2 separate regions of the Mus musculus genome follow, and region 2 is linked to region 1. The links are chromatin loops, found by intact Hi-C in ENCODE. Cell type or tissue: heart. All regions are shown on one strand. Each heading gives the region's core, and the rest is flanking DNA. Links, peaks and the distances in the headings are about the cores only. Region 1 holds the start of Tmem161a (transmembrane protein 161A). Region 2 holds the start of Armc6 (armadillo repeat containing 6).

Region 1 (15,627 bases), core at 2,483-10,482:
GCACGAGAGCCGCACCAACGCGGATATCCTTCAGGTACCTGAAGCCGCCTGCAGTCCCCGGGCACATCCTGGCCGGTTGGTCACTGTGTCACCCTGTTAGTTCTTGATCCTTTCCTCTAACACTAAAGGGACTTGAACTTCAGGGGAACTCACAGTGGTTTTAGTCCCTGGGGTCCCTCTGGAGCAGGCCACGCCCATCTGTATCTGTCTGTGCAGTTTGGCTGGAGAAGGTCTCTCCCAAGTACCTGAGAACCAAGTTCTAGGAGTCGGATAAGGTCTGAGGGCCCACCCTGTCATCTGCTGTTCCCACAGACACTGAAGAGGAGGGGCGTGGGCCTTGATGGGCCCGAGCTGGATATGGAGGAGGGGCCAGAAGGTCCTGGAGAGAAGCTGCTGAGGACACTGGGGGGTGACAGAGGCTCGGCCTCGCCCCCGCCTCGGATCTATGTAAGAGGACTTCCCTGTGCCCCCTCTCACCCCCAACACACTTCCAATACACAGTCTGAGTTTGAGACTCCGGGAGTAGTGCTAAAAGGCCAGACAGGGGAGCCACTTCGTGGAAGCCAGTCTTGTCCTGGATGGGTGAAGAATGCACTTTATGACCCGGGCTTCGAAGGGCAGTAACAGTTCAGCAAGCAAGTCTTCCTGCCACAATTTCTGACACCCCATGCTCTGCAGAGGGAGACCTCAGCCCTGAACAAGGCTATGCAGCTGAGATGGAGCCCACCTGGCAACCCCAGCCTTGGGTCTAGGCCTTAATGGAGACCCTCAGAAACTTCTGAGGCACAGAGCCCCCTCTGCCTCATTCTCTCCTCTCTCTGTCCACAGCCCGTGGCCCCCGCAATGTCGGTTTCAGAGCTGTCCTACCGGGTCCCACCAGCCACTCCAGGCTGTGATCCTGGCGGGCTGGGGGAGGCCCCGTCTGTCCACAGCCGCCCGCCTCACTTTCGACCCCCGGGTGAGCGAGCGTTAGCGTTAGCGTGTGGGGAGGGCAGAAGGGCACGAGGAACCCGGGCTCTGAACTCTATGAGTGACACGACAGCCTCTCTTTTCCTGGGTCTTCACCTCCCCCCAGGCCTGGGACACCCGATCTTCTCTCCAAGCCACCTTGCGAGCAAGACGCCCCCGCCTCTGTACCTGGCGACTGATGGGCGGAGGCCAGACCTGCCCCCTGGCCTGGTTGGTGCCCGAGGGGGATTGGGCACCTCAGTGAGAGGGGAGAGAGTTGGAAGAGGATAGAGGAGGAGGAGGAGGAGGAGGAGGAGGAGGAGGAGGAGGAGGAGGAGGAGGAGGAGGAGGAGGAGGAGGAGGAGGAGGAGGGAAGGAAGTGGGAGAGAGGAAGGAAAGAGGCAGGTGGTCACAACCAACTACAGTTTTCCCTCTGTTGTTCCTGCAGAGAAGCCTGTACAGCGGCCTGCAGAGTCCCGGTGCCCCAGGCCCCGCTCTGGGTAGCTTTGCCTTCTTACCATCAGGCTCCACAGGTGCACCCAGCCCTGTCTGATTTGCCTGACCGTTGTGGGTCCCTCGCCCCAACCCCAAGCCCGGGAGCGGGAGGGTTGGAGTACTGACAGGATCTCCGCTCACCCAGCCTCTGCCCGTAGATTGCAGCCCGGGAGACGCAGCTCAGGGACCCCTGCAACCCTCACCCTGGCCACCAACGAGGGACGCTGTAGACCCCGCCCGGCCAGTGTGAGTTGGGCGCCCCCTGGCGGCCAGGAGCGAGACTCGTCTAGACCAGGCTGAGGGTGGGGCTGTGAGATTTAGAGAGAACCCCATGGCCTACAAGCCTTCTTACCTATCTTGTGGGTCTCTCCTCTTCCTGCCTCCCTTCCCCCATCTCTCCAGCAGTGCCCGCAGTCTGTGCAAGGAGGGTCCCCCCAGCCGAGGGGCCTCCCCTCCGACACCTCCGGTCAGCATCAAGTCTGAGCGACTGTCTCCAGTCACTGGGACCTCTGGCGACTTCCCCAGGTCCTTCCCCTACCCGCTGCTCCTTGCCAGGCCCCTTGCAGAGCCACTGCGGCCCTCGGCCTCCCTGCACCGCTTGACCCCTGACAGCTGGCCACGGTAGCGCTCCAAGAGGTTCCTCCAGCCTCCACAGAGTTCCCGAAGTCTCAGGTTCCCTATACCACCAGGACGGACGGACGAGGGCACCCACTGTGCATCACTAAGGCCCTGTCCCTTCCTGGGGGCCGCTGCATCAATAAAGCCCAAGGACTCGGGAGGGCACTGGGCAGCCCCTAGCTCAGAGCTCCCGAGCCTGGAATAGCCACACCCAATCTCCTCAAAGATCTCTTTTTGCCTACACTGGCTTTGGGGTGCATACCACAGAAACGGGTTCCAAGAGGAAGGCCAGGTAGAAGGTGGGGTGACCTAAGAAGGAGCCACAGGCATTGCATCGCCACCAAGGATGAGCCAGGAGGTCTGAACTGCTCCTGGAAGTGTGACTCTCGGATGAGACCACAGCCATGTCACCATGGCAGTGAGAGTAGGAGTAAAGTGGTTGCCTGTGGTGACCAGGACAGCCTGGGACTGAGAACACTTTTTAAAAGGTAAACAGGAGCCGGGCGGTGGTGGCACACGCCTTTAATCCCAGCACTTGGGAGGCAGAGGCAGGTGGATTTCTGAGTTCGAGGTCAGCCTGGTCTACAGAGTGAGTTCCAGGACAGCCAGGGCTATACAGAGAAACCCTGTCTCAAAAAATAGAAAACAAAAAGTAAAGAGGGGATGCTCCAAAATGGCTCATGTGGTAAAGGCCCTTGCTGCCAATCTTGTGGACCTGAGTTTTATTGTTGGAAGTTCTGTTGGTGGAAGGAAAGAACCAACTGCCTTCAAGTTGTCCATTGACCTCCCTACGTGTAGGTGCTCCCCCTACAGATGCAAATGAACGGATAAATATATAAATGGGGAGAGGAAGGGGGAAAGGTCGATGGTAAGAGAGCTTGCTATGCAAGCGTTAAGATCTGAGTTCGAATCTCTAGCATTCATATAAAAAGCCAGATGTGGTCTAGATGCCAGAGTAAAGTGGGGAAAGGATGGCTGGGGCTTAGTAGCCCAGCTCCAGCTTAAAGACAGATCATATCTGAGGGGAATAAGACACCCACTCCCTTTCTGTGTCCTCTGAGGCTGTGTTGGCACGGTTCTACAAGGAGACAGACATAATATATGTAAAAACAATGAAAGGGTGGAGCAAGAGCTTTGGGGCTGCACCCTTCCTCCTCCAAGTGTGTCCTGGGCTGCAGAGATGGCTCAGAGGGTGCAATGTTGGTTATGTCATCATGTGACTAGGGTCCAGTCCCGAGTGTCCTGGTCACAAGCCCAGGGTTCCACAGACACTGCTAATTAGAACTAGCTCTGCTGAAGGTTTGCTGGCTGCTACTCTAGCCTAGAAAGTTCTGTGTCTGGTTCAGGCAGAGTCCCTGTCTCAAAGAGGACACCTGATGTCCTCCCACAGCTTCTGCCAGGGTGCAGGCAAGTATACCGGGAAGCTCGCATTCATGCGAACCGAAATGATGATTGTACAAGAATGCCTTTTAGTTTTAGAGGGGGTGGGGTCCTCTAGGGCAAGATGGCTGCACTTGTGGGAAAAGCACTTGCCAGCTCTGAGTTCAGCCCCAGGAGGAAATGCACATGGCAGAAGGAGAAAACGGACCCCATGTGTTGTCCACTTGTGGCAACACCACACCTTTCCCCAGTCAGCATTTCTCAACCCGTGGGCCACCGAAGATCATTGGAAAACACAGATATTTACTTTGCAATTCATAACAATAGCAAAATTACAGTTAAAAGTAGCAATGGAAATAATCTTATGGTTGGGGGCTTACCACACCATAAGGAACTGTATTAAAGGGGCTTCTTAGCATTAGGAAGGTTGAGAACCACTGGCGTAAGTCCATGTAAAAACAAGATTTAAAAAAATAGGTTTCTAGGCTCAGCCCTCTCTTTCCACCCAGTCCTCCTGGTCTCCATTATGACACCACATCCTGGAGCAGGAGGGAGCAAGGTTGCTTGGGTGCTTGGGTGGCACTTAAAGGGCCTTTGAAACTCAGTAGCCATCTTTTGCCCGGCTGTTCCTGGCTCTGCCCTCCCCCGACGAGTGCCTCAGACACCACTGGGGTTGGGGCAGGGGATTGACTATGGCCTTAGGCCACTCCAACACTAAGAAACAGAATCTGTGAGCACTCAAGACTGAAGCCAGGTTGTGAGGCCCAGCGGGACCCAGAAGAGGCCTCAGGGTTCTAGAATGATCCTCAGGGCTTCCACAGCCCAGACATTGAGCCAGTAGGGCATGAGGAAGTTTCTGAAAACCAAACAGGCCTGGGAGGTGGGGAGTGGTGTCCTATGTCTTTAACTTCAGCACTCTGCAGACGAAGGTGGCAGATTTCTGAGTTAGAGAGCAGCCTGGTCTACATTAAATTCTTACCCTGTCTGAAAACGACGCCACACTAGAGACCAGGCCAGGAACCTAGAGGCTGGAGCTGATGTAGAGGCTGTGAGGGAGTGGCTGGCTCAGCCAGTTTTCTTCTTCTTTTCCATTTTCTTTTTGTATTTCCAAGGCAGACTTTCTCTGTGTAATAGCCCTGGGTGCCTGAAACTCAATCTTTAGACCAGGCTGTCCTCAAACACACAGAGAACCGCCTGCCTCTGCATCCAGAATGCTGGGATTAAAGACGTGGGCCATTACCCCGGTTTAGAACCCAGGACCACCAGCCCAGGGATGGCACTGCCTGACTTAGGCTGGGTTCTCCTACATCTACCCCTAGTTTTAAAAATGCCCTATGTGCTTGCTCACAGCTCAGTCTCCCAGAGGCATTTCTCAATTGGCATTCCCTTCTCTCAGACTACTTTAGCTGTGTCAAGTTGACATAAAACTCCAGCACACAGGACTACACCAGACCATGAACGAGACCAAGATGGCTCAAAGACCAAAGCAGCTGCACCTCAAATCTAGACAGGAGTTTGAAAAACCACCAGGCATGGTGTAGCAAGTTTGTAACTCCCAGCACTGGGACGCAGGGATACCCATCTTCTGTCAACAGGACATTTTGAGTCCAGAGGGTCAAGGTCACTGTGAATTACCTCACATGGACATCTGCACAGATTAATAACCAGTGGTGAGATCATCACAGAGGCAGCACAGTCAATGTATGGACAGCATCCTAGGAGAATGTGCCCACAAGACAGCCAGACACCCAGGCCTGTCCAGGACTTAACCAAGATAAGAGCTGCCCCTCCCTCCCTCTCTCAAAGCCGCTTGGGGAAGACTGTAGGGTCCTAAGATGACAGTTCTTGCTCAAGCTGTATCTGAGGCTGAGGTTGTTGTACATGATGCTTTGGTTTAGAAAACAAAAACAAAAACAAAAGGAGGCCTGCCAGCTCAGGGTGCTCTCAGGTTCACAGCCCTCCTGACCTAGCTGGATTCCATGTAAGCCCCACCACCCTACCCTGTGGGTCTAACTCTAGCATTTTCTATTCCATGAGCCCAAATCTCCCCATTGTTGTTTGAGCCTTTTGGAATTTATGTTTGAATCATTAGGAAGATCAGGCTAGCTCCAAACTATCAAAAATGGCTTTCTGTGTCTGGCTAGTACAGGAGTTAGAGATGTGAACCACTAAGGCCAGTCAGCACCCTCTTTTTAAACATTAACTACTATCATGTCGATGGAAGCAAGTGTATAATGCATGAGTGGAGTGGAGGTCAGAGGTCAACTCGCAGGCATGATTCTCCCTTCTACCATGTGGGTGCTAGGGTTGGAACTCAGGCCCTCATTGTGGTAAAAAAACTCCTTTGCCCAAAGAAACATCTCATCAACCTAACAAGTGTTCCTTCCTGGTTTTTACTTTATTTTATTTCTAGACAGGGTTTATCTGTTAGCTCTGGCTGTCCTGGAACTCACTTTGTAGATCAGGCTGGCCTCGAACTCAGAAATCCACCTGCCTCTGCCTCCCGAGTGCTGGGATTAAAAGCATGCGCCACCACGTTCGGCCCTGGTTTTTATTTTTTTTTCCTGTTTTTTGTTTTGTTTTTGAGACAGTCTTAAAATATGAAGCACTAGTGGCTTCAGTCTGGCTACACAGCCTAGGCTGTCATTAGTCTTAAAACATGCTCCTGTCTTAGCTCTCTAAGAGAGAGGACAGCTATGCGATCCACTATGCCGGGCTGTCTAGTGAGGAGGGTGTGGCTCAGAGAGTGACGTGCACACACACAGACATCCAGGCTACTGTCTGAACTGGGGTGATGGTGTAGTGAGCTGGGGAGGTCGCTCATACAACACAGGTCTTACGTTTGCATGGTGAGCTCCATCCGTGGTGAGTGAGAACACTGACCGGGCATGGTGAGACACATCTGTTACTTGAGCATTTTACAGCAGGATCAGAACCTCAAGGTCATCCTTGTCTACATAGAGAAGTTCAGACCCTACTAAAACCAAACAGGGTTAGCAAGCCTGTTCAGCCGGTTGAGGCTTTTTCTGTGAAGTCTGAGTTTGATCCCCTGGGGTCCACATGATAGCGAGAGAATTGACTCTAGCAAGGTATCCAATGTCCTCCCACACACAAAGTAAGAACTCCTCCCCCCCCCCCCCCCACGTCCAAGTAAAAACAAAACTAGAAAGCTAGAAAGTTGGTTAGTTGACTAGGAGCAAGTATTGCTTTTGTAGGGAACCCAAGTTCAGTCTAAGCCCTCTTCTCAACCAATAAACAACCACATGTATCTTTAGGGTCAAAGGATCTGGCCTTCTCCTCTGGACTCCAAGGACTGCAGCTACGTGCAAAATACAAAAAACCCCACAAGATACAGATACATACTAGAAAATAAAACCAACCGGGTAGTGGTGGCACAGGCTTTCTTTAATCCCCAGTACTTTGAGGCCAGCGTGGTCTACAGAGTGAATTTCAGGACAGACCAGCAGAAGTTACATAGGTACTCTGTCACACGCACACGCACACACACACACACGGCACACACACGACACACACCACACACACGGCAAGGGCAAAAAGAGAAAGAAAAGAAAAAAGAAGGAAAAGCCAGCAGACGAAACGACCTCATGCTCCAGCTAAAACTACAGTTCCCAGCATGCATTGCGCACACCCATCCCATTCTTAGCCCGATGACTGACTTCCCAGGATGCTCGTCAACAGCATTCTGTCTCTAATTGGCCAAGATACCTCAGCGCTTCCCCGCCTCCAGCCTCGTACCGCTGTGCGCCCAGGGAGCGGACATGGTGAGCAGGCCCTCTGGGATCCCCGGGGTGGAGAACGGCCTAACTGAGCTGAGAGGGTTCCCCAAACCGCGCGGGCTATTTGGAAGTGTCGTGTAGTCAGTGGTGCTGGACGCGTTGGGAGGTGAAGCTAGGGCTCTGGACTGGAGTGAGGGAGCTGGGATTGCAGCTATCTTTGCTTTCTGACAGGGTCCCATGTAGCCCAAGTTGTACTAGAACTTATTCGTAGCCTATGGGGACCTCGGACTTCTGATTCTCCTGGCTCTGGAGTGCTGAGATGTCAAACTTGTGCCACTATTCACGGCTTTCTGTTTGTCTTTTAAAATCTTTTTTTATTTTTCATTATTTTATTTATTTAAGTATGAATGTTTTGTATGTATGTCTGTCTACCGTGTGTGTGTGTGTGTGTGTGTGTGTGTGTGTGTGTGTGTGTGTGTGTGTGTGTGTGTGTGTGTGTGTGCTGTTCTTAGAGGCCAGAGAAGACATGTAGGATTCCCTGAGAGTGGAGTTAGAAAGGGCTGTGAGCTGCCAAATGGATGCTGGGAATTGAACCTGTGACCTCTGGAAGAGCAATCAGTACTCTTAAGCCCTGAGCTATCTCTCTAGCGTCCCAGTCCTTTTATTTTTTTCTATTTACCCATTAAAAATTATTTACAAAGGGTCTTACTTGTTGGTGTTGATGGGCAGTGATGGCAAATGCCTTTAATCTTAGCACTTGGGAGGCAGAGGCAGGTGAATCTCTGTGAGTTCGAAGCCCGCCTGGTCTACAGAGTGAGTTCTAGGACAGCCAGGGCTACACAGAGAAACCCTGTCTCAAAAAAATCCAAGCAAAATTGTACACCAGTACACCTGGCTGACAGATTTTTATATTGATCTGTATTTCATGTTAATTGGGTATGAAAGCAGAATGCAGGCAGGCAGCTCTAGTGGCACACAGTGTATATAATTAGATAATTACAGAAATGAGTGCTGTGTCGGCGGGAGCCTGACTTAGCTTCCTTCTGAAAGATTTGTGGAGCTGTGCTCTGAACTCTTCCTGGGATGGAGAGCTGGCGTCTATCATTTGGTAGAGTGCTTACCTAGCATGGACGGGGCTCCACCCCTGCACTGCACAAACTGGGTGTGGGTACACGCTATCACCCTAGCACTCAGGAAGTGGGGACAGGAGGACCAGCAGTTCAGGGTCACCTTCAGCTGTGTTCTGAGATCCAGACCAGCCTGGGCTATAGGAAATCAACCTATCTCTGGCCTTCCCTTCTTTCCTTGGTTTCTTTCTTCTTTCTTTCTGTCTTGTGTTTGTTTGTTTGTTTGTTTGTTTTGTTTTGTTTTATTTTGTTTGTTTTTTTTTTCAGATATTGTTTCTTTGTGTAGCCCTGGCTGTCCTAGAACTCATTCTATAGACTAGGCTGGCCTCGAACTTGGCCATCTGTTTGCACCTGTTTCCCAAATGTGAGGATTAAACCCAAGATTACACACCCTGCCTGGCAAGAAACATCCTTTAGACAAATAGTTGGGTGTGCTGACTCTGGCCTTTAATCCCAACATTGGTGAACCAGAGGCAGGTAGATTTCTGTAGGTCGGAGGCCAGCCTGATCTACCCACATAGGCACATCCAGAGCTCACAAAGCAAACAGAAGTATTCAGGAAAGGGGTTCAGGGCTCTGCTGGTGGAAGCAGGGGTCAGGACCAGGTGAGCTGCTGGGGATGCCTAGGGCGCTGAAGACAGACTCTGGCTCATACCCACTGACTTCTGAGAGATACCACCAGAGCCCAAGGCTGGCCCTCTCCACCCACCCACCTGCTCTATAAATAACCTGTGTTACGTCAGAGCACTTGAGATTTTCTGACTAGAGCTGCCCCTTTAGGCGGTCCTTGGAGTGCAGCTGGTGGTGACTCTGTTCACCGCCACCCTCATGCACAGGCTAGCGCCACACTGTTCCTTCGCACGCTGGCTGCTCTGCAATGGCAGGTAAGGGAATGTTCTGCTGCCTGTCCTGCTGCAGTGGTCCCATGGTGCATGCTGTTTGTTCCTTTTAAAAATCTCCTCCTTCTCCTCCTCCTCCTCCTCCATTATGTGTAGGGGTTGTCTCCACGAGTGGGGTTGTGCACTCATACACTGGGGCTGGCGTTACAGTAGTTATGAGCTGCCTGATGCGGGGATGGAGAACCCAGCCCAGGTCACCTGGAGGTGCTCTTAACCCCTGAGCCATTGCTTCAGCCCCGGTTTTGTGGTTTTTAGACAGAGTCTCATACTGTAGTTCCAGCTGCTTGTGAAAGTGTGGCAGTCCCTCTGCCTCAGCCTCCCATCCGCATTTCAAAACATTTCTTTTCAACTGTGTATGTCACATTGTCACATGTGTATCTGTGTGTGGTTTGTGCCTTTCCTAAGTGAAAGTTGCCAGTTATGGATGGTTGTGGGCTGCCCAGCATGGTGGGTTGGGGGTGGGGTCATTTGCAAGAACAGCAAGCACTTTTAACCAACACTGAGCCATCTCTCTAGCCGTCTACACTTTTTTTTTCCCCCAAGATAGGGTTTCTCTGTGTAGCCCTGGCTGTCCTGGAACTCACTCTGTAGACCAGGCTGGCCTCGAACTCAGAAATCCGCCTGTCTCTGTCTCCCAAGTACTGGGATTAAAGGTGTGTGCCGCCACCGCCCGTCCCATCTACACTTTTTAAACTTTGATTTATTCTTCCTGTTGTGTGTGTAATGTTTAGGTGCCTGTCTGGCACTTGTGTGGAGTCAGGTTGTAAGGTTAGTTTTCACTTTCCACCTTTAGTAGGTTGTCTTAGTCAGGGTTTCTTTCTTTCTTTCTTTTTTTTTTTAAAGAAGTTTGTTTGTTTGTTTGTTTGTTTTAAAGATTTATTTATTTATTATATGTAAGTACACTGTAGCTGTCTTCAGACACTCCAGAAGAGGGAGTCAGATCTCATTATGGATGGTTGTGAGCCACCATGTGGTTGCTGGGATTTGAACTCCGGACCTTCGGAAGAGCAGTCAGTGCTCTTACCCACTGAGCCATCTCACCAGCCCTTAGTCAGGGTTTCTATTCCTGCACAAACATCATGACTAAGAAGCAGTTGGGGAGGAAAGGGTTTATTCAGCTTACACTTCCACATTGCTGTTCATCACCAAGGAAGTCAGGACTGGAACTCAAGCAGGTCAGGAAGCAGGAGCTGATGCAGAGGCCACGGAGGGATGTTCCTTACTGGCTTGCTTCCCCTGGCTTGCTCAGCCTGCTCTCTTATAGAACCCAAGACTACCAGCCCAGAGATGGCACCAAACTAGCCAGTACAGTAGGCCTCAGACATCGAACTCCGGCCACAGGTTTTTAGGCACGGTCTTGGAACTCACTTTGTAAACCAGGCTCGCCTGAATTCACAGAGCTCCATCCATCTGCCTCGGCCTTCTGAGAGCAGGTATCTAAAGTATGCCCCACTATTGATGTTTTGTAATGTGGCGGCCTGGTGTGCAGGAGAGGGTGCCTTAGCGGGCCCATGAGGTACCAGCTATACCACCAGTTAGTATAAAATGAGGCACGGGAAAGGCGTAAGAAGGGATTGGAGGCAGAGAAAGAATGGGACAGAGAAGGAAAAAGAGAGAAGAGAGAAAGAAGGGAAGAGGAGAATGTGGGGAGGGGGACAGAGAGGGAGTGGGGGAGACACACACACACACACACACACACACACACACACACACACACACACACACACATGCCTATACCTGGCTGTTGGCTGTTGGGCAGAGCCTAGAAGAAATGCCAACAACTATGCCTGATGTCTTGGTTCTTTTTTGTTTTTTGTTTTTAATTTATATGAATACACTGTAGCTATCTGTCTCTGACACACCAGAAGAGGGCATCAGATGTGAGCTACCATGTGGCTGCTGGGAATTAAACTCAGGACCTCAGCCATCTCTCCAGCCCCATCCTTTGGTGTCTTTAAAGTACACCTTGGATCTGTCTTGACAACAGAGCTCACCCCCAACTCCCCTCCTCCTGGCCTTTTGTAATCCAGCTTTCTCCTATTTTTCCTGTTTTGGTGTCTGGCCCCTTCTGAGAATACTGTTGAGTGGTTTCTCTTCAGAAAAATGGCTGGGGCACCAGAGAGTCAGACCATAGGTTGTCCTTGATTCTCGAGGTCCCTGTGGCTTGATCAGTTCCCTTCATCCCATGTTCCCAGAATTATGCTAGCTCTGGGTACACCCATGTACCCTGGCTCATCTTTCTATAGGGCTGCTCCCACCTCAGCTCTAACCCCCCAGCGCTGGCCCTGCCCCCTCCCCTCCAGCTCTGCCCCCTGCCCTAACTCTGCCAATGTCCAGTGATCTATTTTCAAAACCAGATTCAGGTTCTTTGCATCATACCCCTAGGCCAATCTTTCCTGACCTCTGCCCCACTCAACCCCCAGTCTGTTCCGGTACATACACCCGTCAGAGGAGGAACTTCGGGCGCTGTCAGGGAAACTGAGGCCCCGGGTCAGGAAGGAGCGGTAAGTGGTCCCCACTTTGACTCCATGGGGCCCCGGCAGGGCTATGCCCTCCTGTCCAGGGAAAGGCCTTATCTTGCCCAAGGGCTCCTGGCTGGGGAACACGGCCTACCCTCGCCCTCACAGCACTGCTGGGCATGGTGGCAGCAGTTGGCATCTTGTTGTACTCCTGGCCATTTGCTTGGGGCCGGCCCTGTGTCTAGTTTGCCCTCACACCTGATGTAGCTAAAGCTCTTTCCCAAGCCATCACCGCCCAAGCTTTCTAGGAGGTCCAGAGATGGTTGTCGACCTCAGCTCTCACTTTCCCTGTGTGCTCAGGTGGGCAAATGGTCTTCATGACGAGAAGCCATTGTCAGTGCCTCGAGATGCCCATTTCCAGCTGCAGACCTGTCCCCTCACTGCTGTGGATGCCCTAGGTAACACCCAGCCCAGTCCCCAGTCCCCTCCCCAGCTGCTGGGGTCATTCTGCCCAGGGGGAACTCTGAGTGGAAAGAGCCTGGAGTAGGTGCTGAGGCTCCTGTCCCTGCAGTCCTGCGCTTCTTTCTGGAATACCAGTGGTTCGTCGACTTCGCAGTGTACTCCGTTGGTGTGTACCTCTTCACAGAGGCCTACTATTTTGTGCTGGGCCCAGTCCAGGAGACCAACATCGCTGTGTTCTGGTGCCTGCTCACTCTGGCCTTCTCTCTGTATCCTTCTCTGGCACTTAGCATGTGGGTGAGTGGGACTCAGGCTCCAGCTTCCCTGTCCCTCTAACTTGCTGTCTATGGGATCACCCACTGTGCCATAAACCTGTCCCAGAGTCAGAGGATGCAGGCCATCCTGATTTTGAACTCCTGGCTCACCCTCCAGCTCTCGGTGACAGGTGCTCATCACTACACTGCTACTGTACACACAGTCTGGTTTTCTTGTACTGGAAAACCAGGAACAGTTTCCTGGGATTTGGTTCATCTTTTTTTTTTTTTTTTTTTTTTTTTTTGGTTTGTTTTTTCTTTTTTTGAGTTTTCGAGAGAGGGTTTCTCTCTGCAGTCCTGGCTGTCCTGGAACTCACTCTGTAGACCAGGCTGGCCTCGAACTCAGAAATCCGCCTGCCTCTGCCTCCCGAGTGCTGGGATTAAAGGCGTGCACCACCACTGCCCGGCGGTTTGTTTTTTCAAGACAGGCTTTCTCTGTGTCGCTGTCCTGGAACTCACTCTGTAGACCAGGCTGACCCTAAACTCAGACATCCTCCTGCCTCTGCCTGCTGGGGTTAGAGTTGCACACCACCACATCTTTTTGCCCAAACCTTCTGGTATATACATTGCATCAAAAAGCATGTCACAAGGCTAGCTTGGCGTTTGGAAAGCAGAGGCCCAGGTATGGTGGGGACCCTAATCTGAGAAAGCACAGACCCTTTAGGGGATCATCTGGCCGCCAAGTGTTCTGAGTATTAGTCTGGGGAAACATCTCATAGTTGAACCTTAACCAGGGACTGCATCTTAGTAGAGTTTTGAGGTTAACTGATGGAGGCACTGTGTGTCTTTGGCTCTTAAATAGTAAAGCCACACACAGAGCTCTGTGCAAGTGAACTTGGCTGAGAAATGGTGGTGTGCCTGAGCATGCAGGAGGAGGCCCCTGGATTTACACACAAGAGGTTGGGGTTCTACCTCAAGCACTGTCCCCTAAGGGGGAAAGAAAACCTGTCTCCCAACTTTTCCATAGCTTTCAAATGTCACATCTACTTGGGCTTTTCACTGCCCCTCCTTCCCTAAGTGCTGCTGCCATAGTGATTTCTGATTGGCCAGAGGTCATTAGGCCACCTCCAACCAAACACTAGTACCCCCAGATCCACATCCCAGGTTTAAACTGCAGGCACTCAAGGCCAGTTCGTGCAGGGTTGTCTGTGCCCTGGAGAGGGGGTCTGAAGAGGGCCCAGCCTGTCCTTGGCTTTCTTAACCTCATCCCTAGGAAGGTGTTCCTCATGGTGACCCGGCTGTACTTCAGTACCAAGGAGGGCGGTGAGCGCTCCGTATGTCTCTCCTTTGCCTTCCTCTTCCTCCTCTTGGCCATGCTGGTACAGGTGGTGCGGGAGGAGACCCTGGAGCTGGGCCTGGAGCCGGGTAGGTATGCTTCTCTGTTGAGTCCCAGGTCACTTTCTGTTTCTTTTTCTTTCTCTTTTTTTCCCACTCACTCTGTGGCTCTGGCTGGTCTCAGACTCACAGAGATCCTCATACTCCTGCCTCCCAAGTACTGGGGCTAAGATTTATCTGTTATTACTGTTTTCAAAGATTTGATTTTATTCTATATGTATGGTGTTCTGCCATCATGTGTGTCTGTGTACCTGGATTGTACAGTATCTATAAAGGCCAGAAGAGGGCACTGGAGTTGCAGTGGCTTATGAGCCATAGTGTGGGTGGGAATGTGGGCCCCATGAAAGAGCAGCAAGGGCTCCTTACCTCTGAGCCTTCTCAGTAGCCTGTGTTTTTGTTTGTTTGTTGTTTTTAAGATTTAGTTTTTTGGGCTCGCGAGATGGCTCAGCTGGTAAGAGCACTGACTGCTCTTCCGAAGGTCCCGAGTTCAAATCCCAGCAAACACATGGTGGCTCACAACCACCTGTAATGAGATCTGACACCCTCTTCTGGTGTGCCTGAAGACAGCTACAGTGTACTTACATATAATAAATAAATCTTGAAAAAAAAAAGACTTAGTTATTTTATGAATGTGAGTGCTATATCTTCATGCATACCAGACGAGGACACTGGATCCTGCAGATGGTTGTGAGCCACCGTGTAGGTGGGTTCTAGGAACTGGACTCAAAACCTCTGGAAAAGCAACTAGTGTTCTTAATCGTTGAGCTATCTCTCAAGCACCCCTGTATTTTTTCAAGATTTATTTAAAATGTTTAGTGTGTGTGTGTGTGTGTGTGTGTGTACATGAGTGCAAGTGCTATTGGAGACTAAAAGAGAGTATTGGGGGGCTGGTGAGATGGCTCAGTGGGTTAGAGCACCCGACTGCTCTTCCGAAGGTCCAGAGTTCAAATCCCAGCAACCACATGGTGGCTCACAACCATCCATAACGAGATCTGACTCCCTCTTCTGGAGTGTCTGAAGACAGCTACAATGTACTTACATATAATAAATAAATTAATTAATTAAAAGAGAGAGAGAATTGGATACCCCAGAGCTAGAGTTACATATAGTTGTGAACAACCCTACACAGGGATTGGGAACCAAACTCAGGTCCTCTGGAAGAGCGTCCAGGGCCTTCTCTGAGCTGTCTCCTCAGCCCTAGGCTCTGTTTCTTGAACAATCCTGCAGAGTCTAGTCCTAGCAGGGCTCTGTGTGCTTCAGAGACAGGCACCTGCGCAGCACATGTGGAAGCCCTGGGTTGTATCCCAGCACAGGAGAATACAGGTACCATTAGAACAGGTTGTCTGGCCTGGGGCTTGGGCCAGTGTGACAGCCTCTGCAAGCATGAGGACTTCAGTTTGCACTCATGTAAAAAGTAGAAATTGCCTGCCCGTGCCTGTAAACCCTGGCACTGGGGAGGCAGAGACAGGTGGATCTGCAAGCGGGAAGGCCAGTCGGCCTAGCTTTGGAAACCATAGCAATGGACGCCACTTGATCCTCTCCTTTCCCAGGCCTAGCCAGCATGACCCAGCACCTGGAGCCTATTCTGAAGAAGCAGGATTGGGACTGGACGTAAGTCCTGGGGACTGGACCTTGGGGGTGGGTGCAGGTAGGGGGAATATCTAAAGGCTAAATTCTGACCAGTTGTGGGTTTCCTGAGACCATCTCTTCTCTCCAGACTCCCTGTGATCAAGTTGGCCATCCGCCTTGGGCTGGCGGTGCTAGGCTCCCTGCTGGGCGCCTTCCTCATTTTCCCTGGCCTGAGGCTGGCCCAGACCCACCAGGACGCGCTGACCCTGTCTGCGGACCGACCACTG
Region 2 (15,627 bases), core at 2,587-10,586, 62 kb after region 1:
CTCTCTGTCTCTGTCTCTCTCTCTCTCTCTCTCACACACACACACACACACACACACACACACACACACACACACACACACACCACGGCATGCATAAAGACAGCAAAGGACAACTCATGGGCATAAGTCTCTCCTTCGACCACATGAGTCCTGGTGATAAAACTCAGATCATAGACTTGGTGGCAAACTCCCTTTCCTGCTGAGCCCTCTCATCAGCCCCACTCTTTCTTTTTTCAGTAGAACTGAGGCTGAAGCCAGGCCCTGCATGATAGACATGTGCTCAATCACTGGCACACACCTGTAGTTTCAGAAGCCTTGACTGTAAGGCCACTCACTACAGAGCTGGGTTTACACTCAAGTGAAGTGAGAAAAGGCAACCTTACTTCTGTCAACTTTTAGTATTTGCTGTATCAAAAAATCAGAAAGTGAGCTCTTTCATGTGGCACTTATGATGACATGTAGAGAAGTGCCGGCCATCTCCGTGGCTCTGCTAAGCAACTGCACAAGTGAGTAAAGGCATGCTGGAGTCTAACTCTAACTGCAAGAAGAAGCCCCAGGCAAACAGACAAAGAGCAGCAGACAAACTGCCCTGCTGAGCCCAGCTGGAGAGCATTAGAAACACTTCAATGGCTGCTGCGGGGCTGTTGTACAGTGTAACTGATCAGACTGCTTCTGGAGGAAGAAGACCTCTTGCTCAGACTCGCCCATTTGGACAGCTCCCTCTCTTCCACTCCACAGATATTACCTGCACAGGGAAGCCCCATTACACACAGGCTTCCCAGATGCAACTCCAAACTATCAGAGGGAATTATACTAAATAATACTAAAACAAGAGCCAGCCAGTCTAGGTGGCATGACTTTAGGATATACCCTAATGTGAACCAAAGTTAAGTCCAGCGTTACAACCAGTCTGATAAAGGGAGGTTCAGTAGAAACCAGCAGCCTGGCCGGGGGTGGGGGGATGGGAGGTAGGGGGTAGGGAGTGGGGTGTTGGTTCAAATTCAGCTACCAGAACAGGCAAAGACATTTGTTGGCCAGCCCTGCCCAAACCAGCCTCAGAAACCTGGCAGAGCATGCAAGAGTAGAATGGAACATTAAAGAAACCAAGGGGCAGACTGAAGAGATGGCTCAGATGGTTAAAAGCACTGACTGCTCTTCCAGAGGTCCTGAGTTCAATTCCCAGCAACCACAAGGTGGCTCACAACCATCTGTAATAGAATCCAATGCCCTCTTCTGGTGTGTCTGAAGACAGCTATATTGTACTCATACATAAAATAAAGAAATCTTTAAAAAAAGAAAAAAAAATTAAGCCAGGGGGCCAGGGAGGTGGCTCAGGGGTACAGTGCTTCCTACACAGGGCTAATGACCTCGGTTCAATCCCCAAGACCTACAAAGGGGAAGGATGTAACACTCTGACCTCCATATGTGCACCTCAGCATGTGCGCCCCCCCCCAGTTAGAATTTTGCTATTGTTGAAATAGGATTATATTATGTGGCCCTGACTAGCTTGGACTCAACAAACCTCCTGAAAGGGTGGGGGTAGGGCACATATTCAAAGCATGTGTCATTGTTTCTATAAAAGTCAAGTCTGGGAGGGGGCTGGGTGGGGGCCGTGAGCACTTGCTGTGTAAGTACAGACCTGTTTAGATCCCCAGAACCCACATAAAGCTGGGCCAGAGACCCTTGATGTGCATGTGCCCGTGACTTGGGCAGTGAAATCATGTAGGTACTTGTATGTCTCAAACATCCTCCAAGTGGCTCAGCTGTCCCGCAGAGGCTGTGCTGCCCTCACATGAATTTGGAACACATGGCTGTAGACTTCCACTGGTCACAAGCTGGACAGACCACTAACATTCAGATACTGACTTCTGCCATATGGAACACAGGGAAGAGACACCCACCCCTGCAGTCTGTTCCACCAAGGTGGTGGAGACGGAGGCTCCTACCTGAAGGACACTATGTGTGGGCTCCTGAAGGCCATCCAGTGATACTTTCGGTATTGTCTTCACAATGTTGCTCAGATCAACCCCTGCAGAGAGGAAGATGGGACAGTGCTGGAGTCAAGTGACAACTATCCTTCCTCAAGTCCCCCAGGCAGGAGGTCCCTGCTGGGGGCCTTCCTTCCAGGGTTCTTCCCAGTATTACCCAGCCACAAGCTACAAGCAAGGCCATGCCACAGATGCTGTCTCTGAATAGTGAAGTTGCAGCTCTTACCTGCAGAAAGATGGGAAGGGGACCCCATGGAGCCTTTCTCTTGGAACTCACAGCCCTACCGGTCCCTTTTAGATCCTGCCTCCTGAGGCCTCAAAGACATCCTCTCTGTGATAAGTATTTCATGCATGCATGCATGCGTGTGTATGTGTGACTTAGGAGAATTTTGTTTTGTTTTTTGTTTTATTTTGTTTTGTTTTTGAGACAGAATCAATGTAGCCCACGCTGGCCTTGAACTCACTATGTAGCCCAGGCTACCTCAAACTTATAGAGCTCTACCTTCTTACATCTCCCAAATTCTGGGGTAACGAGAGTGTGGTTAAGGTGTTTTTTCAGGTAGTCTTGTTATGAAGCCCAGAATGACCTAAAATTCACAGTAACCCTCCTACCTCAGCTTCCCAAGTCCTGGCTCAGCAGGCAGTGTTGATGAGCACTTATTTCCCCACAGTAGGAAACAGAGGCAGAAAGACCAGCATATCTGATACTAGTTAGCTACATAATGAGCTAAGAGGTTAGCCTAGGCTATATGATCCAGTCTTGAAACAAATAAATAAACAAAACCCAGTAACAAAGATAAAGAAGAGTTGGGAATCATAGGCTTGAGCTCCTGTCCTGACTTCTCTCAGTGACGGACTGCAGCGTGGACGTGTAAGCCGGATAAACCCTGTCCTTCCCAGCTGCTTCCTGCTCGTGATGATCACCACAGCAACAGACATCCTAAGATGCCTGATGGTAGGGGAGCACAGCTTTGAGCCCAGCACTCAGTAGGCAGAGGCAAGTGGATCTCTAGGAGTTCCAGGCCTACCTGGTCTACAGAGAAAATTCCAGAATAGCCAGAGCCACACAGAGAAACCCTGTCTTGAAAAACCACAAAAAAGACATGCACACCCCCAAAAACTCAAATACACCTCTTTATGGCTTGCTTTTTACGTGGGTTTTGGATCAAACTCAAGGCAAACTCAGCAAGTATTTTAGCAAGTGAGTTACCTCTCCAGTCACGTTCCCAGTGTTACCTGATTGTCCTCTAGGGCACGCATTTATTTGTGTGTCCTAGAGGCAGGGCCTTGTCTTTCTTCCCTTCTGGCTGGCTTCACTGGGCCCACATTCAGAGTGAGGCATAGACGGGAATGGGCTTGCCGATGCTGAGCGCCTTGTCTCTAAGGGCCTGCTGCACGTGTGCTCACTCATCCTGAGCCTCTGCTCCTGCCAAGTGGCTCAAGGTCTCCAAACCCTGCCATTGCCACCACCACCTCTCAGCAGCCCTACCACCCACGGTCCTCCATGACTTTCATGACTGACTCCTGGACACGGCATATGCCATGTGGCGTTGTGGCTGAGGACTGCCATGCCTTTTTTATTTTGAGGTGAAATGGGATGCTGGTGACAAGATGGAGACAGGCAGCAGGGGCGAGGTCAACAGCACGTCACTACTGTGTTAGGCTGAGGGCTGTGGCCTCTAAGAGCCAGTACTGAAGTCACTGCCCTACCTTGTGATTCAAACTGCTCCACAGCCTCTCGAATGGCCTCCTCAGTGCCCATCTCAAACTCCTCAATGTTCTCCCGCACTGCAGCATCAAAGGTTTCCTGGGTGATGCGCTTGGAAGCCATCACTGCCTGTTGAGTGGAAAGGAACATTTGGTTAGGGGACAGCAGGCAACTGGGAGTCTTCTACCTTAGTAATCCCAGCCCAAGGGAGGGCAGAGACACAAGGCTCCTGGCCAGGAGGAGACCAGTCTGGACTACATAATGAGACACTATCTCAAAAAGTTGATGGGGCTGGTGAGATGGCTCAGCGGGTAAGAGCACCCGACTGCTCTTCCGAAGGTCCAGAGTTCAAATCCCAGCAACCACATGGTGGCTCACAACCATCTGTAACGACATCTGACGCCCTCTTCTGGTGTGTCTGAAGACAGCTACAGTGTACTTACATGTAATAAATAAATCTAAAAAAAAAAAAAAAGTTGAAGAGATAAAAGAAAAAGGCCAACTGGATAGCTCTGTGGGTAAAGCCTTGCTACCAAGCCTCAGGACCTAAGTTTAGTCTTAAGAACAAACACGGTAGAGCCTGGACTCCTGAAAGTTGTCTTCTTACTTGTGTATGCAGGCTGGTGCATTTGCATGCCCACAATTATAATATGAATAAAACTTAAATAAAAAAAAAGAAAGAAGAAATGGGCACTTAGGGCACTGTCTACCAGGCCCCAAATAACTATGAGACTGCTCTTCCCATCTACTATACCTGATCTATCTGCACAAGAGCTTAGGCCTGCCATCCCAGCATTGGGGAGCAGAGAGGCAGGTGGATATCTGGGAGTTCAAGACCAGCCTCATCCACATTCAGTTCTAATCCAGACAAAGCTACACAGTGAGACCCTAACCCAAAACAAACAAGACAAAGGCAAACAAACAAACAAAAAAAATCCAGGCTATGTGAACCCTGGTCTCAGTAAGCAATCCACCAAGATGAGGGAAACAGGTGGTATTCGATTAAATATCAAGGCATAAACAAAATACAACAGATGTCAGTGTTACTTGGCAGTGGGGGTTGGTGCCCAGGGTCTCACTCATGGTAGCATGTTCCCTACCAAGCCTGATTGTTCTACAACACTATTTTATTTAACTTTATTTAAATTGCATTTTATCCACTTGCAAGTGTTGGCTTGCATTTGCTGTGTCACAGGCAAAGAACAGTCTGCAGCTCTCTTCAACATGGAGATCCTGGGGGTTGAACTCAGGTCCTCGAGCTTGGCAGCAAGCACCTTAGCTGCTGAGCCATCTCACTGAGCTGAGCACTATTTTCTACTGCACAGTCCATAGCCAACATTATCAAAGTTTTCTGATGCTCTTCTTTACAACAGTCTAGAATCACGAATCGGGTGTGGTGGCATGCAACTGTCATCTCAGCAGCAGAAGGCTTGGGGCAGAAGGATGGGGAATTCAAGGGTACAAGAGATTGTCCAGACAACAAAAACAAAAATTCCAACCCTGAAGCTCACAAAGCCATAGGAGAAAATTGACTCCCACAAGTCCTCTGATCTTACATGAAGGACACAGTATAAATGACACATCAATGTATAAAGATCAAATTTGTAAAAGCCACACTCTGGTTAGGGCTTTATGGTACAAGCCTGTGATCTCCAGCCCCAAGCCAGCCTAGGCTACAGAGTGAGACCCTGTGTGGAAGGAACGAGTGTAAAAGCTGAGGTGCTGGGAAAAAAGTGTTCAGTCAGCAGGTGAAGGTGTGCCGCTCCATCATCACAACTTGAGTTCAGTTTCAGCACTCACATCTGGTAGTTCACAACTTGTGCATACATGTAAACACACAATAGTCATGATGATGTTAAATAATATTGATAACAAATAATTTATTAATAATAATAGTTATTAAAGCACAAATGAAGCAGAGGCAGGCTAACCTCTGAACTGGAGGCCAGCACAGTCTACAGTGCAAGTTCCTGGACAGCCAGGACGACACGGAGAAATCCTGGCTTGAAAAACAACAACAAAACAAGAAACACTGATACCAGAACAACGGAGGCAGAAATGGTAGACCTCTGTGAGTTTCTGGCCAGCCTGATCTACACAGTGAGACCCTCCTGACCCCCTCCCCCGTCTTGCCCCTCAAGTAAACAAAACCTGTCTAGGTCAAGCAGCCTTACTGTCACATGAAATAATCCCGTTTTTGTTTTTTATGTTAGGGATTCATGTAGACCTGACTGACCTTGAACTCCTGATTTCCAGTCTCCAAACAACCCCCTGGCTCATCAGTTGTTTTTGAGGCAGTGTCTGGTCTTGTAGCCCAGACTGGTATCAAACTCGCAGCAATCCTTCTGCCTCTGCTTCTTGAGTGCACCACAACGCCTGTTCTTTCTTTTGGCTGTTTTTATTCTGAAATATGGGCTGGCTACATAGCCAAAGCCGGTCTAGAACTCATCAATCCTTCTGTCTCCCTAAAGCAGTCATGACAGGTGCAGCAACCACGCCCGCTCCATCACTACTACATGAACAGCAACACCAGCGTCCCCTGAACCAGAGTCACACTGTCTTGAACCTCTTGTACTCCTGGCTCCACTGCCTAGAATGCGGCCGACCCTGTAGCAGGTGCTCAGGTGCACACAGGCGCAGCGCGAATGAATAAAATGAATGAAAGAACCTGCACAAGAAAGGCGAAGCATTTGCTTCCCAAGTATCTCTGGGACGATTCTCTCCTTCCCCCAAACCAAGTCCGCGAGAGTCGTGCAAACACCACCACCCCGACCCCGCGGCGCCCACTCCCCACTGCGCCAGCCACAAGCACAGGCGGCCGGTGCTCCTCACCGGGTCTACGCAGCCACGTGGGGAAAGGGTGGGGCTCGCAGCTGTCACCCGAGACTTTGCCTTTGGCTCCTTCGAGCCACCATATAAGCGCAAGCGCAGAGGCGCCGCCTCGCCTCGGCGTCCCTCCTTCAGCCGAGAGGCTCCTTTCCGGGGCAACGAGGGCGACCGCGAGCACAGGTAAAGCGAAGGGAGCCACAGAATACGCGTGGGCCTGAGACTCTTGCAGTACTCTCAATGCTACTCCTAGGTGTCGCTTCCCCTCAAAAGAGATAGTTTTCACCTAGGTAGACTCGGCCCTGAGAAGTGAGCAGCGCGCCTGCGCGAAAGAGCGAAGATGGCTGCCCTCGACGCTTGCGCATGAGGACCTAGGCGGTGGCAGCCAGCGCCTGCGCACCAAGGCAAGGCAGAGGCTTGCGCCTGCGCGACGCGGCGCTGCGGAAACCGTTGGCTCATTTGCATCTCCCCGCCTCGCCAGGCGGTGGATAAGGGGCCCGAGGCGGCGGCGGCAGCGGCGGGGGCGGCACCGCACGCGGCAGGCTCCGGGTGAGGCCCGGGCCCTGGAGACCTGGGAGGGCTGGCCCGGGGTGGGAAGGACTCTGGGTGTCTCTAGGGCGAGCGCGCTCCTCCAGCCTGTCTGGCGGGTCCATTCATTACGCTTGAGCCCTCAGTCGGCCGGGCGAGTTGGGCGTAACGGCGAGCGGGCTTCGGGCCTCCAGCTGCCGGGAACCACTGCAGCCTCCGAGTCTGCCAGTACCATAGACGGGGAAACGGAGGTGCAGACAGATTAGGTACCTTGATTAAATTTCAGGATCAGCTGACCCGGAGGAGTCCCTGCTCTTAAATGACAGAGAACAAGGGGCGTCCTATCGCTTTCCCAGGGTGTGGGGAAACGGGGTGATGGTTATAGAAATGACCAGAAGGGAGGTTTACCTCTTGAAGTTGGAAGTGTCATAAGGAAGGCTGTCACTGATATGTATGCTGCCTTATTTTTTTTTAACATTCAGAAAGTGCCCTCACAATGAATGCCCTGTTGGTCAGGCTCAACATTAGGATGCCTGACCTAGTGGTTCACTTCTTCAAGTCTGCTTTTCTCCCGTGTGTGAACATTTTTTTCTTTCATTCCTTTTTTCTTTCTTTCTTTTTCTTTTTCTTTTTTTTTTTTTTTTTTTTTAAGGCAGGGTCTCAAACTGATTATGATGGCTCACCCCTATAATCCCAGTTCCCAGGAGGCAGAGACAGGGTGGATTTTCCTTTCAATGCCAACCTTAGTGTGTATGTATGTGTGTGTGTGCACACACAAAGTTTGAGGCCAACCAGAGGTGTGTAAGGAGATCATTTGGAATCTCTCCTACTCAACCATGCTACCAAAAAAAAAAAAAAAAAAAAAGTAAATAAAACTAAAAAGATTGGGTCTGCAGAACCTGGCAGTGCACACTGGCAATCCTAGTTCTTGGAAGGCAAAAGCAGGAGGATCAGAGGTTTAGTGCTCATGCCAAAGTGGGCTACTCTGTTGTAGTTGCAAAAAATCCAAACAACAACAAAACAAAACCCTCATGCACACACAAAACTGGGTCTTGCTATGTAGCCTAGGCTGGTCTGGAATAAACTAGGTAGCTCACACAGGTTTTAAACCTGCAAACCTGTTGCTCAGCCTCTTAAATAGCTGAGATTACATGCTTGTACCACCAGATACCTCTGTGTGTGTATGTGTGTGTTTGTGAGAGAGGGAGGAGAAAGAGTGAGTGTGTGTGTGTGTGTGTGTGTGTGTGTGTGTGTGTAGGCCAGAAATTGATGTCTGGTTACTGATTGGCTAGTCTGGCTGATCACCAAGCTCCAGTGATCTTTCTTCCTTGTCTTCATCAGAGATTACAGGCACATATGTCCTCATGCCCAGCTTTTTTTCCTGCTTAGTTTTGGGTACTTTTGGGCACATGTTTGCCACAGCACATGGGTGGAAGTCAGAACTTGGCCAGTTTTGAACTCAGGCCATCTTGTTAGGCCCCTTACTGAAACCAGCTCAGCCTCTATTCCCCTTTTAAGATTTTACTTGTTGGTTGCTCAGTGTGGATGCTGGGTTCTGAACTGAGGCTCTCTGCGAGAGCAGCAAACACTCTTTAAACACTGAGCCACCTCTCCTGTCCCTCAGCCCTTTATATAGGTTCTCATTGTATTGTCTTGGTTGCCCTGGAACAGGAAATCCCATTGCCTCAGTTGGAATCTCTGCCTGCAGTACCACACCCAGCTCTTTCTGTGCTATAGGGACTCAGCTCCTGGGTGTGTTGCTGAAAGAAGCAAAAGAGATCTTGTACTGAGACTAACTCAGAGTATACAGTTGCTAGCTTATTATCCTCTTGTGAGAGTGTCACTCGCTCTTCCAGAGAATTCTCAGAGGTGAAGAGCTCTGGGAAACCCTTCTCTAAACTGTGAGTCTGAGTGGCCACACCTTTCCTAAATACTTTTTTTCTAGGGTCATTCTTCCAGTTCTGTTACCCTGTTTTGGGTGGTGATTTTTGACCTGAGGCAAGCTGTCTTGATTAATGTGACTTCTCTTACTATAGGAGAAAAAAAAAACCATGGCAGCAAGGCGGATGGCGCAGGAATCTTTGGACAGTGTATTACAGGAGAAATCTAAACGGTATGGGGATTCCGAAGCTGTTGGTGAAGCTCTCCATCTTAAAGCTCAAGGTAAGTTAAGATGTTTGGCCTGTGCAGGAGGAGCTCTGTGGACTGTCATGCTTTGGGTGCAAGCTGAGCTGCTGGGATCCTTGCTGGATTTGTCAAGAAGAGATCACATTTTCTTGTGGCCCACTTGCCAGCTATGCGGAAGGTACTGTTGTCATTGAGTAGAGTATATCAGCCAGACATCCTCCTCACTAAAGAATTTGAGCATGGCCTTACTTGTGCACATACTCTGCCACTGACTATACCCCAGCCTCTACAGAAGGGTTCCTTTGTGTGTATGTGTGTGTACATGCACCTGGAAGTAGAGGTTCCAGGGATTGAACCTAGTTATCAGTCAGGCTTGTGGCAAGTGCCTTTACTCACTGAGCCATCTAAACGGCTGTCCTTCCCCGCCCCCCCCCTTTTTTTTTTCAAGACAGGGTTTCTCAATGTAACCAGAGCTGACTGACCTAGACTGGACTTGCTTTGTAGATCAGGCTGGCCTCAAACTCACAGAGATCCTTCTCCCTCTACCTCCCAAGTACTGGGATTAAAGGCATGTGCCACCATGCCTGGCTAGCTAGCTATCCCCTTTTAAGACACTCCTCAGCCTCCAGCAAACTGGCTGAACTGCAATCTTAGTTCTTTCAGGCATATCTAAACCACGACTTGTGGATTGCTATGGAGTAGCCCTATACAAAACTATATATAAACTTACTGAAAACATAAGATTTGTTGTTTAAAAGGTTTTTTCTTTTTTTAAGCTTGATTAGTTTTCCAGTGTAAACTTTATAGATTACAACCTAACATTGCAATATCAAAAGATTGAACATGCCATAATACTCTAGTGCCATACATCACGTCTGTTTTCTGATGGGTCTTCGGGGACTCTTCTGAAAGAGGTCCTGACCCACAGGTTCAAAAACACTGCTATATATAGTCCTACCTGTCATGGAGCTTGCTATGTAGACCAGGTTAACCTTGAACTCAATGAAATCCTCCTGCTTCTCAAGTGCTGGGATTAAAAGCCTGACTAATTTACTAGTTTTTGTTGTTCTGGGGTGGGGAAGGGGGGGGGACACAAGGTTACTCACTGAAGCTGAAGCTCCCTGTTTATTTCAGCTAGACTGGCTGGCCAGTGACCCTCACTCTAGTGCTGTAGCTGCAGCTTGTTCAGACATGGCTGGCCCTTTTGTGGGTGGTAGGAATTTTAACTCGCTTGCACAGCAAGCATTCTTAACCACTGTGCTATCTCCCCACACATCACATCTTAATTTCCTCAGGAAGACTAGTGAAGGCTTGTGTTCTGATACATAGTATCAGCATGAGGCAGCATGATCCCTGTGAGTTTGAGGTCAGCTTGACTCTGCCTCAGAAAGAAAGAAAAAGAAAAACTGATTGGCAGAGAAACAGCAGGCCTTACAGAGTGCCGCTTAGTTTTGGAACAAGGCTGTATGTTATCAGTTATCCTTTCTTTGGCTTCTGCTTGATCCTGGACATTTTTCTTTTCTGTAAATCTGGCATAGGAAATGCATGATACAGCCATGATTCCTGCCTCTTTTTTGTTTGTTTGTTTTGTTTGATTGATTAGTTGTTTTTGTCTTCTGAGACAGGATTTCTCTGTGTAGCCCTGGCTGTCCCAGAACTCACTCTGTAGTCCAGGCTGGTTTCAAACTCAGAGATTCTCCTGCCTCTGTTTCTCAAGTGCTGGGATTAAAGGCGTGTGCCACCACTGCCTGGCTCTGTTCTTGCCTCTTAACTCTGCCACCTTGACTGCACCAAGACCACAGTCATGCCCAAAAATGATTTCAGTTTGTTTCTTGCTGGTGGGGCTCTATGTCTGCCCCCACCCCTCCCCTTCACACATGATGAGAGTGTCTTAGAATAGCATTTCCCACTGTATTCCTGCCCATTGGATCACCCTGCTTGGTACCCACCTTCCACCAGTGTATGCATATACATGGGGGTGGAGGGTGTTCTTTTCTGAGCTCAGAGTGAACTCAGGACCAGATATGTACTAGACAAGGGCTCTGCCACTGAGCCACCTCTTTCCCTTGGTAACGGCAGTGCCTACTGTGTACACTTCTGTGCTTGCTAAAGAAGGGAACTTGTATTTGCCCATGAGTGTGGGTTTTTGTGTTTTCTTCAATTACTCTAATACATAGTACCTGTTCATTTTCTTGTCTTTTTATTGGGAGGGGGAAGGGGGTATCTTAGTCAGGGTTTCTATTCCTGCACAAATATCATGACCAAGAAGAAAGTTAGAGAGGAAAGGGTTTATTCAGATTACACTTTCCATATTGCTGACCAAAGGAAGTCAGGACTGGAACTCATGCAGGTCAGGAAGCAAGAGCTGATGCAGAGGCCATGGAGGGATGTTCTTTACTGGCTTGCTTCCCCTGACTTGCTCAGCTTGCTTTCTTGTAAAACCCAAGACAACCAGCCCAGAGATGGTCCCACCCACAATGGTCCTTCTCCTCATTTGATCACTAACTGAGAAAATGCCTTACAGCTGGATCTCATGGCAGCATTTCCTACTTGGCACCTGAAGCTCCTTTCTCTGTGATAGCTTGTGTCAAGTTGACCAAACCAGCCAGTACATTTGACCCCTTGTCAAGTTGACACACAAACTCATCGCTATTAAGCCTCAACCCTCACTTTCTTATTCATCTCCAAGATCTAAATAACTTTAAAAGTCCCACAGTCTTTGCAAATTCTTAAAATTTCAATCCCTTTAAAATATCCAATGTCTTTTAAAATTCAAAGTCTTTTTACAATGAAAAGTCTCTTAACTGTGGGCTCCACTAAAATACTTTCTTCCTTCAACAGGGAAAAATATCAGGGCATAGTCACAATCAAAAGGAAAATCAGACTCCAACTGTTCAATGTCTGGGATCCACTCACGATCTTCTGGATTCCTCCAAGGGCTTGGGTCACTTCTCCAGCTCTGCCCTTTGTAGCACACACCTTGTCTTCTAGGCTCCAGCTGCCTGTACTCCACTGTTGCTGCTGTTCTTGGTGGTCATTTCATGGTACTGGCATCTCCAAAACTCTGCTGTCTGTTGCTGCAACTAGGCTTCACCAATAACCTCTCATAGGCTCTCTTTATGGTGTGAAGCCTCAACTCTATTGCATGACCCCTTCAGTCCTGGGCCATCAATTGCAACTGAGGCTGCACCTTCACCAATGGCCTTCCATGTTTTCTCACAGTGCCAAGCCCCAGCTGTTCTTCATGACCCCTTCATGCCTTCAAAACCACTACCACCTGGGTAACTCTTACACATTACTAAGTCCAGCCACAAGTACAAGCTAAAGCTGGAGCTAAGAAATTAGTGATGATTAAGAAGAGGCCAGCATCAATGAGGTGATATCTCCTGGGAAGTATTTTCTGAGAGCACAGAGGCTAGGTTCCAGAGACAGCCAAGGTTGTACCTTGTGCTGTGGCTGGACTTAGTAATGTGTAAGAGTAACCCACCTTGACTTTTGAGATACTAGGTGCTTACTGATGTGGCTAGATGGGCTAGCCAGTGGACCCTGAGATTTCCTGTCCCTGCCTTCCCACCACTGGGGTTATAGACTTAATGCTGATACATATTTAATATGGGTCCTAAGATGAGATACAGGTCTTCTTGCTTGTTCAGGCTAGCCTTGAAGCTCAGTCCTATCTCCCCTCAGCTCCTGAATGATGGCCTTCCAGGTGTTTGTAACCAGTACCTTTTTGTCAGATTTTTTTTTTCTTTTTTTACTTTATTGTAGGTTTTGTTTTAAAATCCAACTGCGAGAAAGATGCCTGGGCCCTGCTGTCACCATGGATAGCTTTTGGGGGCAGCTTCTTGCAGCGTTTCTTTTTGTGTCCAGATGGAACTACAATGACGTCTGTGTAACCACCCCCCCCATCCCTGAATGACACTTGACTCTCCGACATAGCCTTACTTAGTGTGACTTCTACTTGCCTCTGGCTCTATTTCAACCCCAGAGAGATGAGGGTTAATGCCAGGCAGGCCTTTCTACCACTTTGGGGTCAGGGGTCAGGCCTTTGCCTGCTCAGCTGTCCTGGGTGTGGGTTAGGGTTAGGCTGCTGCTGCCTCCCAGTGGCAGTGTGGGATAGGAAGTCCTCCAGGAGGCAATAAGAGCAGCAGCCTTATAAAACTTCTGAGACAGAAGTGGCGCACGCCTTTAACCTCATCACTTGGGAGGCAGAGGCAGGCAGATTTCTGAGTTCGAGGCCAGCCTGGTCTACAGAGTGAGTTCCAGGACAGCCAGGGCTACACAGAGAAACCCTGTCTCGAAAAAAACAAAAAAAAAAAAAAGAAATGAAAACTCTGAAGTGGGCCAGGCACAGTGGAAGATCCAGGCTTCATAGACCCTTCTCTAAAGTGTGGGTGGAGTGACGTTGGGGTGGGGGCTGGTGATGAGTTTGGGAGCCTGTGTCTGATGCTAATGTGTGCCTCAAGAGTCACCCATTGTCCTGTCTTGGCTAATGGCCACAGCGGGTAGCAGGTAAGCTCAAGCCTGGTGCTTACAGACATGTCTTCATAAGTGTGATCACTCCTAATTGCCCATAGGACATGGGTGTGGTTCTCAACCTCCTGTGTACACAGATGCTGCTGGGAAACTCAGAGTTGAGAACAGGGCTCCCATCTTCCTGTTTACCCAGGCATCGCTGGAAACCGTGACAAGTTGGGAATAAGGCCCTGAAGGCCTGTGATAAGCCCCTGCTGTGTGTGTAGGGGGGGGAGATTCATGGTAGATGAGGATGCCTGGGAAGGGATGTTCATTGGCTACACTTGGAGGCCCCTGGATACCTCATTAACATGGAGAACTCTAGACGGCACTACACTATGTGACCATTTGTCATGCTCCACTTATTGTGGTTCCAGGACAGGAATCTGATCAGGAGCTAGTTTGAACTCCTGCCATTCTCAGTTATGAGCTTTATCAGGGTTCTGAACTTTGCTACTACCTTACAAGTCCTTCTGTCTGGTGGCCCCATCCACTGCCCCACACATGGATTTCTAGCCCCTATATAGTGCAAGCTTAGAAGATGCTTCCCCTTAATATGCAATGGCATGGCGGTATCTGCACAGCACAGAGGTGCTCCTCTTCCATGTGTTTTGAATCCTCTCAAATATAACCAGGAACTGTGGGTGGCAGTGCTTTCTGCTGTTGTATAGGGAGAATGCTGGGAAAGGCCACACTGATGCAGGTACAAGTTTCCCATGTATTTTTACTCTGGCTTGGTTGAATATATGACTGCAGGTCTCAGTGGGTCAGTGCAGATTGGCTAGTGGAGAGCTGGAGGTGGCACCATAGACATTTTCTTATTGGTGTGGGGGGGCGGGGTGTGTGCACACGTTGTCTGTGTACACCTGGGTGCTCTGTGTGTGCAGGTATCTTCCCCAGTCATTTTCCACTTTATTTATTGAAACTGTGGCTCTTCCTGAACCTGGAGTCACCAATTTTGGCCACTGTGGCTGGCCAGCTTGCCTCAGGGATTCCTTGTCTCTACTTCCTGAGAATGGGAGATTACAGGCACCCACGCCTGTTTGGTTTTTCAGTGGGTTCTGATCTCACGTCCTCACACTTGCATGGTAAGCACTAAGCCATCCTGATGCCTCTCTACCCATTTTAAGCAATATTAGAGTAGATTGTTTGCACCTCACACCTGTCTAGAGTCCATGCTCTAAAGTGCCTTCTGTTTGTCTGGCCATCTATTTCAGATCTCCTAAGGACAGGCTCAAGAGCCAGAGCAGATGTCTATGAGGACATTCATGGTGATAGCAGGTACTCCGCCAGTGGATCTGGAGTGTATTCACTAGACATGGGAAGAGAGGGTCTGAGAGGTGACATGTTTGTGGGACCCTCCTTCAGATCTAGCAACCAGTCGGTTGGTGAAGACAGCTATCTTCGCAAAGAATGTGGCCGGGATCTGGAACCAGCCCATACTGACTCCCGGGACCAGAGTTTTGGCCACCGGAATCTGGGACATTTTCCTTCTCAGGACTGGAAACTTGCGCTCCGTGGCTCTTGGGAACAAGACTTGGGCCACTCAGTTTCTCAAGAATCCTCCTGGTCACAGGAATATGGTTTTGGGCCCTCATTGTTAGGAGACTTGGCCTCCTCCAGGCGGATGGAGAAGGAAAGTCGGGATTATGACCTGGACCATCCTGGGGAGGTGGACTCTGTGTCTAGAAGCAGTGGGCAAGTCCTGACCAGAGGCCGATCTCTAAACATAGCTGACCAGGAAGGCACTCTACTAGGAAAGGGGGACACCCAGGGTCTGCTTGGAGCAAAGGGTGTTGGGAAGCTTATCACACTGAAAAGCATGACCACGAAGAAAATACCTGTTGCCAGTCGTATTACTTCCAAACCTCAGGGCACTAACCAAATCCAGAAACCCACTCCAAGTCCTGATGTGACCATTGGGACAAGTCCAGT

What was found. Hi-C counts contacts between places; a loop is a spot of excess contacts. Peaks named below come from ENCODE experiments on the same cell type or tissue, not always from the same donor. Only the 100,000 strongest peaks of a DNase experiment are listed, where the experiment ranks them.
Region 2: a loop joins it to region 1, with 2.3 times the contacts of the local background. A loop is called at or near these places in 13 of 42 quality-filtered maps.

The regions. Positions count from the first base shown.
Region 1 is chr8:70,165,218-70,180,844 of GRCm38, forward strand. Tmem161a (transmembrane protein 161A) reads left to right here and starts at 7,191. Exons shown (of 12, transcript NM_145597.4): 1 at 7,191-7,223; 2 at 9,086-9,189; 3 at 11,628-11,708; 4 at 12,024-12,121; 5 at 12,235-12,391; 6 at 13,650-13,801; 7 at 15,322-15,382; 8 at 15,489-15,627. The coding sequence starts at 7,221. It overlaps Gm45929 (predicted gene, 45929), which reads left to right. Exons shown (of 9, transcript NM_001310055.1): 3 at 1-34; 4 at 313-447; 5 at 829-958; 6 at 1,076-1,209; 7 at 1,397-1,481; 8 at 1,602-1,689; 9 at 1,849-2,271. The coding sequence ends at 2,068. Mef2b (myocyte enhancer factor 2B) reads left to right here. Exons shown (of 9, transcript NM_001045484.2): 3 at 1-34; 4 at 313-447; 5 at 829-958; 6 at 1,076-1,179; 7 at 1,397-1,481; 8 at 1,602-1,689; 9 at 1,849-2,271. The coding sequence ends at 2,068. In heart, for the core only: no CTCF peak of the experiment used is centred there; DNase peaks (open chromatin) are centred at 7,174 and 9,034; H3K4me3 peaks cover 2,758 bases; H3K27ac peaks cover 3,252 bases; H3K27me3 peaks cover 901 bases.
Region 2 is chr8:70,227,582-70,243,208 of GRCm38, forward strand. It overlaps Armc6 (armadillo repeat containing 6), which reads right to left and starts at 6,841. Exons shown (of 8, transcript NM_133972.2): 1 at 6,529-6,841; 2 at 3,699-3,825; 3 at 1,947-2,029. The coding sequence starts at 3,819. It overlaps Sugp2 (SURP and G patch domain containing 2), which reads left to right and starts at 6,624. Exons shown (of 11, transcript NM_172755.4): 1 at 6,624-7,071; 2 at 9,087-9,213; 3 at 14,910-15,627. The coding sequence starts at 9,102. In heart, for the core only: a CTCF peak has its summit at 7,005; a DNase peak (open chromatin) is centred at 6,920; H3K4me3 peaks cover 2,744 bases; H3K27ac peaks cover 1,315 bases.